Regions from separate parts of the Homo sapiens genome. Here region 2 is linked to region 1. The links are chromatin contacts, found by POLR2A ChIA-PET in ENCODE. All regions are on one chromosome and are shown on one strand. The core of a region is the stretch at or near the end of the contact, and the rest is flanking DNA. Distances in the headings are between cores, read along the strand shown. Region 1 overlaps CAMK4 (calcium/calmodulin dependent protein kinase IV). Region 2 overlaps SMIM3 (small integral membrane protein 3).

What was found. ChIA-PET counts read pairs that join two places held with the same protein, here RNA polymerase II (POLR2A).
Region 2: POLR2A ChIA-PET joins it to region 1 with 12 read pairs in naive thymus-derived CD4-positive, alpha-beta T cell. The contact joins two enhancer-like sites. POLR2A ChIA-PET finds 5 or more read pairs at or near these places in 2 of 52 experiments (RWPE1 and naive thymus-derived CD4-positive, alpha-beta T cell).

What each region holds. Positions count from the first base shown.
Region 1 is chr5:111,231,237-111,235,291 of GRCh38, reverse strand. All of the region lies in intron 1 of CAMK4 (calcium/calmodulin dependent protein kinase IV), which reads right to left. Among named protein-coding and RNA genes, the nearest start is that of CAMK4, 8.9 kb to the right of the region's middle. RefSeq lists silencers at 917-966, 987-1,036. Within about 2 kb of position 2,136, at least 2 of the 41 ENCODE cell types and tissues checked have a DNase peak (open chromatin) inside an H3K27ac peak, as active enhancers do.
Region 2 is chr5:150,781,071-150,785,410 of GRCh38, reverse strand. All of the region lies in intron 1 of SMIM3 (small integral membrane protein 3), which reads right to left. Among named protein-coding and RNA genes, the nearest start is that of SMIM3, 4.5 kb to the right of the region's middle. Within about 2 kb of position 1,635, at least 35 of the 41 ENCODE cell types and tissues checked have a DNase peak (open chromatin) inside an H3K27ac peak, as active enhancers do.

The DNA.
Region 1 (4,055 bases), core at 887-3,386:
TGACTTATTTGAATGAATAAGCAGCAAATATGAAAATCCAGGTAAACACTAATCTTAGAGCAGTTTTCGCAACTAAAGAACAACTTTGTGTGTCTGTTAGAGTCCTAAGTGGAAGGCAGCTGCTTACTAAATTAAAGTAGTCATGAATTGTCCCTTCAAATCAGTAAAAGTAAGGCAAACCAAACTAACAGTGCAACATTCTGAGCAATGAAAAGTAAAATGCAAGTGAAGGTCTCTATTAAACAGTCCATAAAGACCTAAAATAGGGAGACATCATTCAAATACTTCATTGTAGGTAACAAGACATGTGTGAGCACAATTATAGATCTGTTATCTTCTCCACTTCTATGTTCCAGTTTATAATATTAGTCAAGTTCTGTCTACAGGCATGACATATATCAAAGAAAGTGCACTTTTAACAAAGCATGCTACTACAAACTTGTAAAGAAAACAGGTAAGAACGTGTCCTATCCATTATCTTTTTTCAGAGACTATTCCAATCAGATGGTGGTCTCAAATCTAGCCTTCTTTATTTTTTTCCATGAAATATTTCGGTACCTGGTAAATTTTTGAGCCATACTACCCTGAAACATGACTTAACAAGCAAGTGGTAACAACACATTTGCTAACAGGGTTAAGCTCAGCATCCTGGCACTAATGCCCACAACTCTTCAAGTACTGTCCACAAAACACTTTAGGTCAGTGCCTTTAGCTGCCTAAGCCAGCAGTTGGCAAAATTTGCCACGAAGTGCATTAGTTATATTAAAATTGAGATTCTTGCAAACAAACCCTATTTCTCTACTCTTTTTCCCTCTCAACTCCATGACCACTGAAACTTTGTTGTTGAAGCCAAAGTTAAGTTCACCCTCTGCTTGATGTGCAATCTGTATTCCTTTACTCTCATTCTGTTTTCTTCTATGTGACTGTTTTGGTTACAATGGCAGTAAGTTCTTATCAAAACCGTTCATCAAGTAGTCTTGAGATGCATAACAGTTGCACGTATGTACCCACTTCCCCTTTCTGCACAAAGACACACCTTGCAATATGATTTTTTGTTTGCATATTTATCTGTATATTTGCTTTAAACTCACTTTTCATAAAGTAGAATGTTATTTAAATATAAAGAAGTTTATTCAGTATCCACTTATGACTACCATTCTTTGACCCAGTCACCATCCAATAAAATGTTTTTTGAGCACATGCTTCCAAACTGTGTACACTAACGTACCTATTAATGGTATATATGTGTTACTTAACCAACATTAATGTGCTTTTTAAAACATCCAAAAATAAAAATTAAAGACAAAAATTAAAAAAAGAAACCAAAACAGATTCTCTAATACTTTCTTCTAGCACCTCATTGTATTACACATACCCTGGCTACGGGCATCCCACCTTATAGACCTCTGCTATAGTCGAAATATGAGTGGCTGATTTAATTTAACTCTATTCAATATATAAAAAAGGAGTAATTTTAAGTTTTCAAAAGATTGCTTAAACAGGTTCCTCATTTAAATGACCTTAATTATCCACCTGAGACATCTGCATAGCATATAGAAGGATTATTCAACACACAGCTAATACTAGCAAATGGAAAAATTAATTCAACTTTACTAGTTAGAGGAAAATCTTTCATCAGTAATTTATTTAGCATATTATTGTCACTCTAAATATAATAGAGGAATTATCAATTTGAAACCTATTTAGTTATTATGTACAAAACAAATTACCCGCCAATAAATAGTCTTTTGATATGAACATTGTTCACGGTATGGAAATTTAACTTTCACGCCCTTCGAATAAAGGCTCTTCATTTTCACAAACATTATGTGAAGTAAACATCAGTCATATAATCAGTATCAGACAAAAAGAAATAGGAGGAAGAAAGAGAGAAATGGAACTAGCCAACATGTTACATTGGTAAGAACTGTAACTGTAGCAGTTTCAGTAGATTTTGATAAAAGATGAGTATGCATTTAAAGCTTGTGCCCACGTGGAAAACTAATAAAAAGTTGACATTTTCAAAGTGAAAGAGAGACTAAAGGTAGTTCCTTGAATAAGTTAAGATTTGATATCATTTTAACCTGAAATTCTCATGCAACTGGGGAGGAGCAGAAGTTTAGCTTGACTGGTCTAGGTTAGCAAACCACAGACCAGACCTAGGAGCCGTTTGATTTTCTAGAGTCTGCAATCTAAAAACAATTTTTGCATTTTTAAAAATCAAAAGAAGAATACTATTTTGTGATGTGAAAATTATATGAAAGTCAAATTTTACTGTCATAAATGACATGTCACTGGAACACAGTAATGTGCTATTGTCTGTATGTTGTCTATGCCTGCTTTCTCTCAACCATGGCAGAGGGTAGAGCTGCATCAGAGACTGAATGGCCTTCAAGCCTAAAATACTTACTGTCTCTTTTTACTCACTCTTTACCTGGTCTAGGTAACCAATCTAAGTCCAACATTTCTCCTTTCTTACCTAGTCATAGGCTATGGGATTGTTTTTTCCTTAAAAAAAAAAAAAAATTTACATCATCAGTTTTCTCTTATCTAGCCCCATGTTTGATCTACATTATAGGTAGTGGCAAATTCTGAGTCCCACAACCTCAGCCCAAGACCCAGCTGCTTCTATAGCTGACGTTTTTCTCTCACAATGGTTACTTTATCTACAAAGTGGTTTTCAAGTGACACAAGCCTACTCTTTTTGTTTTTTTTAAACAGGTTGTCTTTGGTCTGACATCAACTTACCCTGCTGACCCAATCTGCCATTGCAATGTTCATGCTTTATAAATTTTGCAAAACAAAAATGTATATCCTGAATTTTTCTGTCCTTTTTTTGCCTCTTCTTAGAATGTACCATCTGCCTGACATGCTGTTTGCCAGTGCTCTACCTATTAAAATCCTGCCAAATTTCAGAGTCTACCCCTCCCCCATAAAGACACCCCAGTCCTCTCTGTCACAACTCTGTCATGAAGATGGCTATTGTTCTTAGATTTCTAATAAGTTTTATTCATTTTACTTATTCATTAATTTATCTTTTATTAAATATATTGTTGGTGCCTTATTAGTAGTACCCTATGCACTTGGAGGCCAAATATTGATTTATCATGCTCATTTACACTCTAGGCCCTTACCCCACCACATGCACACTGCCAGCATACATCGTCTAGGTCAGAATTATTGAAAAGCTTAGACTTATAAACAAGAGGACTTTAGGTAGCACAAACGCATGGAATTAAATAACAAGGAATAAAAGAGAGAGCGAGAACATCCTTTTCTTTTCAATTACTTTTCAATGATTCTGATTACATCAAGAAGAAAACTTCAATTTGTGCTACTCTGGTTTTAACTCTGCTAATCTTTGATCATCTCTTTTTTAAGGAAGAAATCAGTCCTCAGAGTTACAGCCTTCTGCATGTGGACAAGTCTAGCTATAATTTACTAAAAATGTTATGTTTCCATTACAATTTATTTTTACAATTTGTTTCTATTTATGGCATATACAATTTGCTTTTATTCACAGTTTTCAATTTAGTGAAAATTGTATTCTTGGTAAATAAATTTAGGTTAACAAAATAAGGTAATTTAAATAAAAATATTAAGCAAATAGCAGAAGTGGAATACACATAAAACAGAAATCTTATGGTAATACATAGAAATGGGAGAAACATTTGGTTGTAGCAGATACTCAGTAAAGCCAAATTAACATAATCTATCAATCTCCTTGTTGTTGTTCACTATCTACATAACTGAAAGAAAATGTGTAAAACACTAGCTTCAAGACATGATTCTCAAGAGGAGAGAGGGGACACATTTGACAATGTTTAGAGACAGTTTTGGTTTAACAACTTATAAGGGTGTCACTACTGGCAGCTAGTAGGTAGAGGCCAGGGACACTGTTAAACATCCTACAGTGCACAGGACAGCCCCCACAACAAGGAATTTCCTGGGCCAGAAGTCTATAGTGCCTAGATTGAGAAACCCTAGTCTAAGAGAAAAGAGGAAGGTCTACTTGCATTACCCTTTACCCATCACTATGAATCACTGTCTCTCCA
Region 2 (4,340 bases), core at 386-2,885, about 40 Mb before region 1:
TAATGGTGCAATAAGACATTTTCAGGCTAGGTGCGGTGGCTCACACCTGTAATCCCAGCACTTTGAGAGGCCAAGGCAGGCAGATCATTTGAGGTCAAAAGTTCAAGACAAGTCTAGCCAACATGGTGAAACCTGTCTCTACTAAAAATACAAAAATTAGCCAGGTATGGTGGCACACGTCTGTAATCCCAGCTACTCGGGAGACTGAGGCAAGAGAATCGCTTGAACCTGGGAGGCAGAGGTTGCAGTGAACCAAGATTGTGCCACTGCACTCCAGCCTGGGCAACAACGCGAGACTCCATCTCAAAAAAAAAAAAAAAAAAAAAAGACATTTTCAGAAAAAAAAAATACAGAATTAAAGTATTCAAGAGCAATAACAAACAAATTCTGGAAGAAATAGAATTAAAGTATTTTGATTTTCTTGTATTGCCTAAGAAAGGGCAGAAGAACCAAATCATATTAGACTTTGTTAAATCAAGGATGCATATTGTAACCTCTATGGTAGCCACTAAAAATATCAGTCAAAGAGTGCATAATTTCCAGCGGAAAACAGGAGAGGAGAAAAACAACAACAAATACTTAGAATAAAGGGGACAAATAGAAAGCACAGAGAAAGATGGTAGATTTAAACCCAAACTAACAAGGACCGTTAGGGTACATATAAATAAGGATAAAATATACACATACATATATATTTTTTATAAGAGACACATGGGGATTGGAAGGGTTAAAAAGTCAAAGGATACAAATGAAACACCGTGTAACCATGAATCACATACGCTGGTAGTCCCTTACTAGTATAAGGCCAAGTAGACTTTTAGGCAGAAAGTATTACTAAAGATACCAAAAAGGTAAAGTGATTTTCTATTTTTAGGTACCTAATCTCAGAATTATAAGGAGAAATAGACAAATCTGCAATTATAGTGGGAGATTTCAAGATGTCTCTCTCAGATCTTGTGGGGAAAGGCAGGATGAGCAGAATAGATGTTATCAACAAAGCCCAGAGTTGATGAGATACATGAAGTGTTGGAAGCATATGGAGTCCTGGTGGCTTTGGCAAGAGGTTTAACCTCTTTGAGCTTTAGTCTCCTAATTTGTAAAATGGAAATAATAACTAATAATTGTAACCACTTCATAGGGATGCTCTGGAGGTTAAATGAGCTAATGCGCATAAAGCACTTAGGACAACGTCTGGTACACAGTAAGGGCTTCACGAAGTTAAGCTGAGCTAGTGAACCCGGCATCGTTCCTAAATCACAAGGTCAAGAGATGGAGACCATCCTGGCCAACATGGTAAAACCCTGCCTCTACTAAAAGTACAAAAATTAGCTGGGTGTGGTAGTGCACACCTGTAGTCCCAGCTACTCGGGAGGCTGAGGCAGGAAAATCGCTTGAACCCAGGAGGTGGAGGTTGCAGTTAGCCAAGATCACACCACTGCTCTCCAGCCTGGTGACAGAGTGAGATTCCGTATCAAAAAAAAAAAAAAAAAAAAAAAGGGAGTTCAAAGCCTCTGCCATTAGTTAGGGTGCCGTGACTGCTTCGTGACTGATCTGGGCCCAATGTAGGAAACCACAGTGAAAAGTTTTTTTAAGTAAAAAAATTTTAAGCTGTCCCCAGCTTGAACCTCCCACCGGAAACTTACACCCTCCACATCCGAGCTGCAACTAACAGTCAACTTTTGAGAGCTTGCCAATGGTTATCCAACCGGTTTTACTGCCAGAGTTCACTGAGGAAGAAGGCAATAAAAGAAGTGACTGCCTGCTGGCAGGCAAGCTTAATTATCTCAAAGTGGGAGACAAGGCAGATAGAGGCAGGTGGCTTCCTGCAGGTGTGGCCTTAGCCCAGCACTGCCAGAACTCTGGGCAGACCATGCTGCTGCTGTTTTGTTTCCACCAGCCACGGTGGCCAGAGAGCAGACAGCTATAACCAGCTCCAAGTCACTGATGCTGAGGCGTCCAAAGATACATGACTCTTCAAGTATTTTGCAGAATGTGAACAAGGCTGATGGTTCCCAGGGCACAGGACTAGAGGGTTTGCCAGCATTGTCCACCTTATAGGACCCCTTCCAAAAAGTCTCCACCCTCAGAAGATGCTGCTGAGGTTGTCAAGGAAGAATGGAACATTTAAGCCAGAGAGGGCAATTCAAGTTCCTAGATGGGGCCACACTGGCCACTTTGTAGCCTGGGGAACCTAACAACTGTGTCCCAGGGGCTGATCCCACTTGAAGAACTTTGTGTTTGCTGTTCCTTCTCAGAATGCTCTTTTCCTCCCCTGTCCATTGTCTCAATGTCCATGACCTCAACCTAAATGTTACGTTTTAGTAAAGTTTTTCCCGACCCACTCTGTTAAACTATCACTCTTATCTTGTTTTATTTTCTGCATATGCTTTTCACAATCTAAAATTAGCTTGTTTGTTGCTTGTTTGTTTTTATTGGCTTTTTTCCTATCAGGCTAAAGACTTGTTCATTTGCTCCCTCAAACGCAAGCACAGGGAGAGCAGAAGCCTCACCTCTTGTGTATTGCTGTGTCCTCAGCACCTATCACAGGGCCTGGCATATCACAAGTGCCAACAAATATGAAATCAATGAAGAAATGAATATGGGAAGATTATTTCAGATGTGAGCTCACTCGTGGAACCTAATTGACTGAAGAGGTCCAGAAAGAATCCTCATCCCTGCAAAAGTCCCAGTGATTCTAAAAGTCAGAACACTATCTCCAAAATAACATGATGTCCTCTGATTTTATCATTTTCTGGGCTCTTTGTACATTCAGGAAGGATTATGGGGGGCTCTTTCTTCCCCAGCCCACCCTGTACATACCAGGCAGAAGAGAACTGGCCTTTCAGAACGAAGCCCTCTAGGATTCCCACTTGTTGATTTGCTTGGGCCGATAAGCTCAAATTCGAGTTCTGACTCCATGTGCTCAGGAGCTGGGGACTGAGGTGGGGAGGAGGGACCAGGGGTGAGGGGAGCAGTGATGTTGCCCAAGATGTGAATCTTTCTGTTCTTAGAAGAGGTCAGGGAGGCTGATAAAAGTGGGGGCAGGTTTCCCATGCCAAGTCCAATATGAGAAGGACATACCAGCTTCACATTTACTCTTGGAAGTATTTCTCCTCCCACTGTGTAACAGCCTCAAACATTTACCAACCCAGCACAGTCATTTCACCAGGGACCTTTGGTCCAAATAAAGGGGCCAGAGGAAGGAATGGACAGGACATACAACTACCAAAAATGTGAAATGAATCAAATCACAGCCTTTTCTCCAATGACCCAAAGTCCCTAAGGAGCACTCTGTTCTCATTTCACCCCAACTGGCCCCTGTCTCTCCAAACTTCCTAACAGACTACAGACCTGCCTGAGTTTCCATCTGCTCCTCTGTGGCTGGAAAAATGGAAAAACACCAAGATATTTCAAAGAGATCGGAACACAGCCAGAGCTGTGTAAGACCGCACGTACCATCTGACCCAGCCAATCACAGAGTCTTAGAAACCAACAGAGAGCTAGCAGAGGAGAAAGCCCAGGCCAAATCCCCAGCATCCTGTTTAAGGCACTACTATCCATCATTGCTATTTGCCAGTGACTAAGTGCCTGCTGTGTGTCGGGCTAACAAAGGAGACTGTCCATGAGAGGTGCTGGCAGGGTGCTCCGTGACAGAGCTGCAAGAGCACCGGGCGGTGGTAGTGCCTTGCCTCAATGTGTGAGCCTCAACAGGTCGCTCTCCCAAAGTCAGCCTCATGTGTGTGGAAAGCAGAATAATGCCCACCACCACCACCACCAAAGACATCTATGTCCTGGTCCCCAGAATCTTGAATATGATCCTATATAGTGGGTCACTAGCAAGAAACATATCCAATCAGCCAATCAGAGTGCAAATCAATAAAATAAGGAAGCTCTATCTATACACAACTAAGCAATTTAAAGTATATGGTTTAGACGTGGAATCTAGCTTGCTGTTGTTTAATGTGCCAGGCAATTATACTTCTGAGCAGTTCCCCTTCCTAACTACCTAATTCTTAGCCTTTACTGCTAGATGTCTCCATTATCTCTTGAGGTTCACCTTCTGTTTCCCTAGTGAGTTGGAAGGATACTAGGTCTCTAGGGATCCACTAGAACAGTGACTATCAAATTCTCACTTAACTTCTCTCAGGTCACCCTGAAAGTAAGTGACAGAGGCAAGATCTGAACCTAGTTCCCCCCAATTCCAATGAAGTTCAGAGAATAGGCCCTGGAGCCAGGGTGCCTGCGTTCAAATTACAGCTCTGCCACTTACTTTCTGTGTGATCATGGGTGAGTCACTCTCTCTGGACCTCAGTTTCCTCATCCATAAAATGGAGGTGATG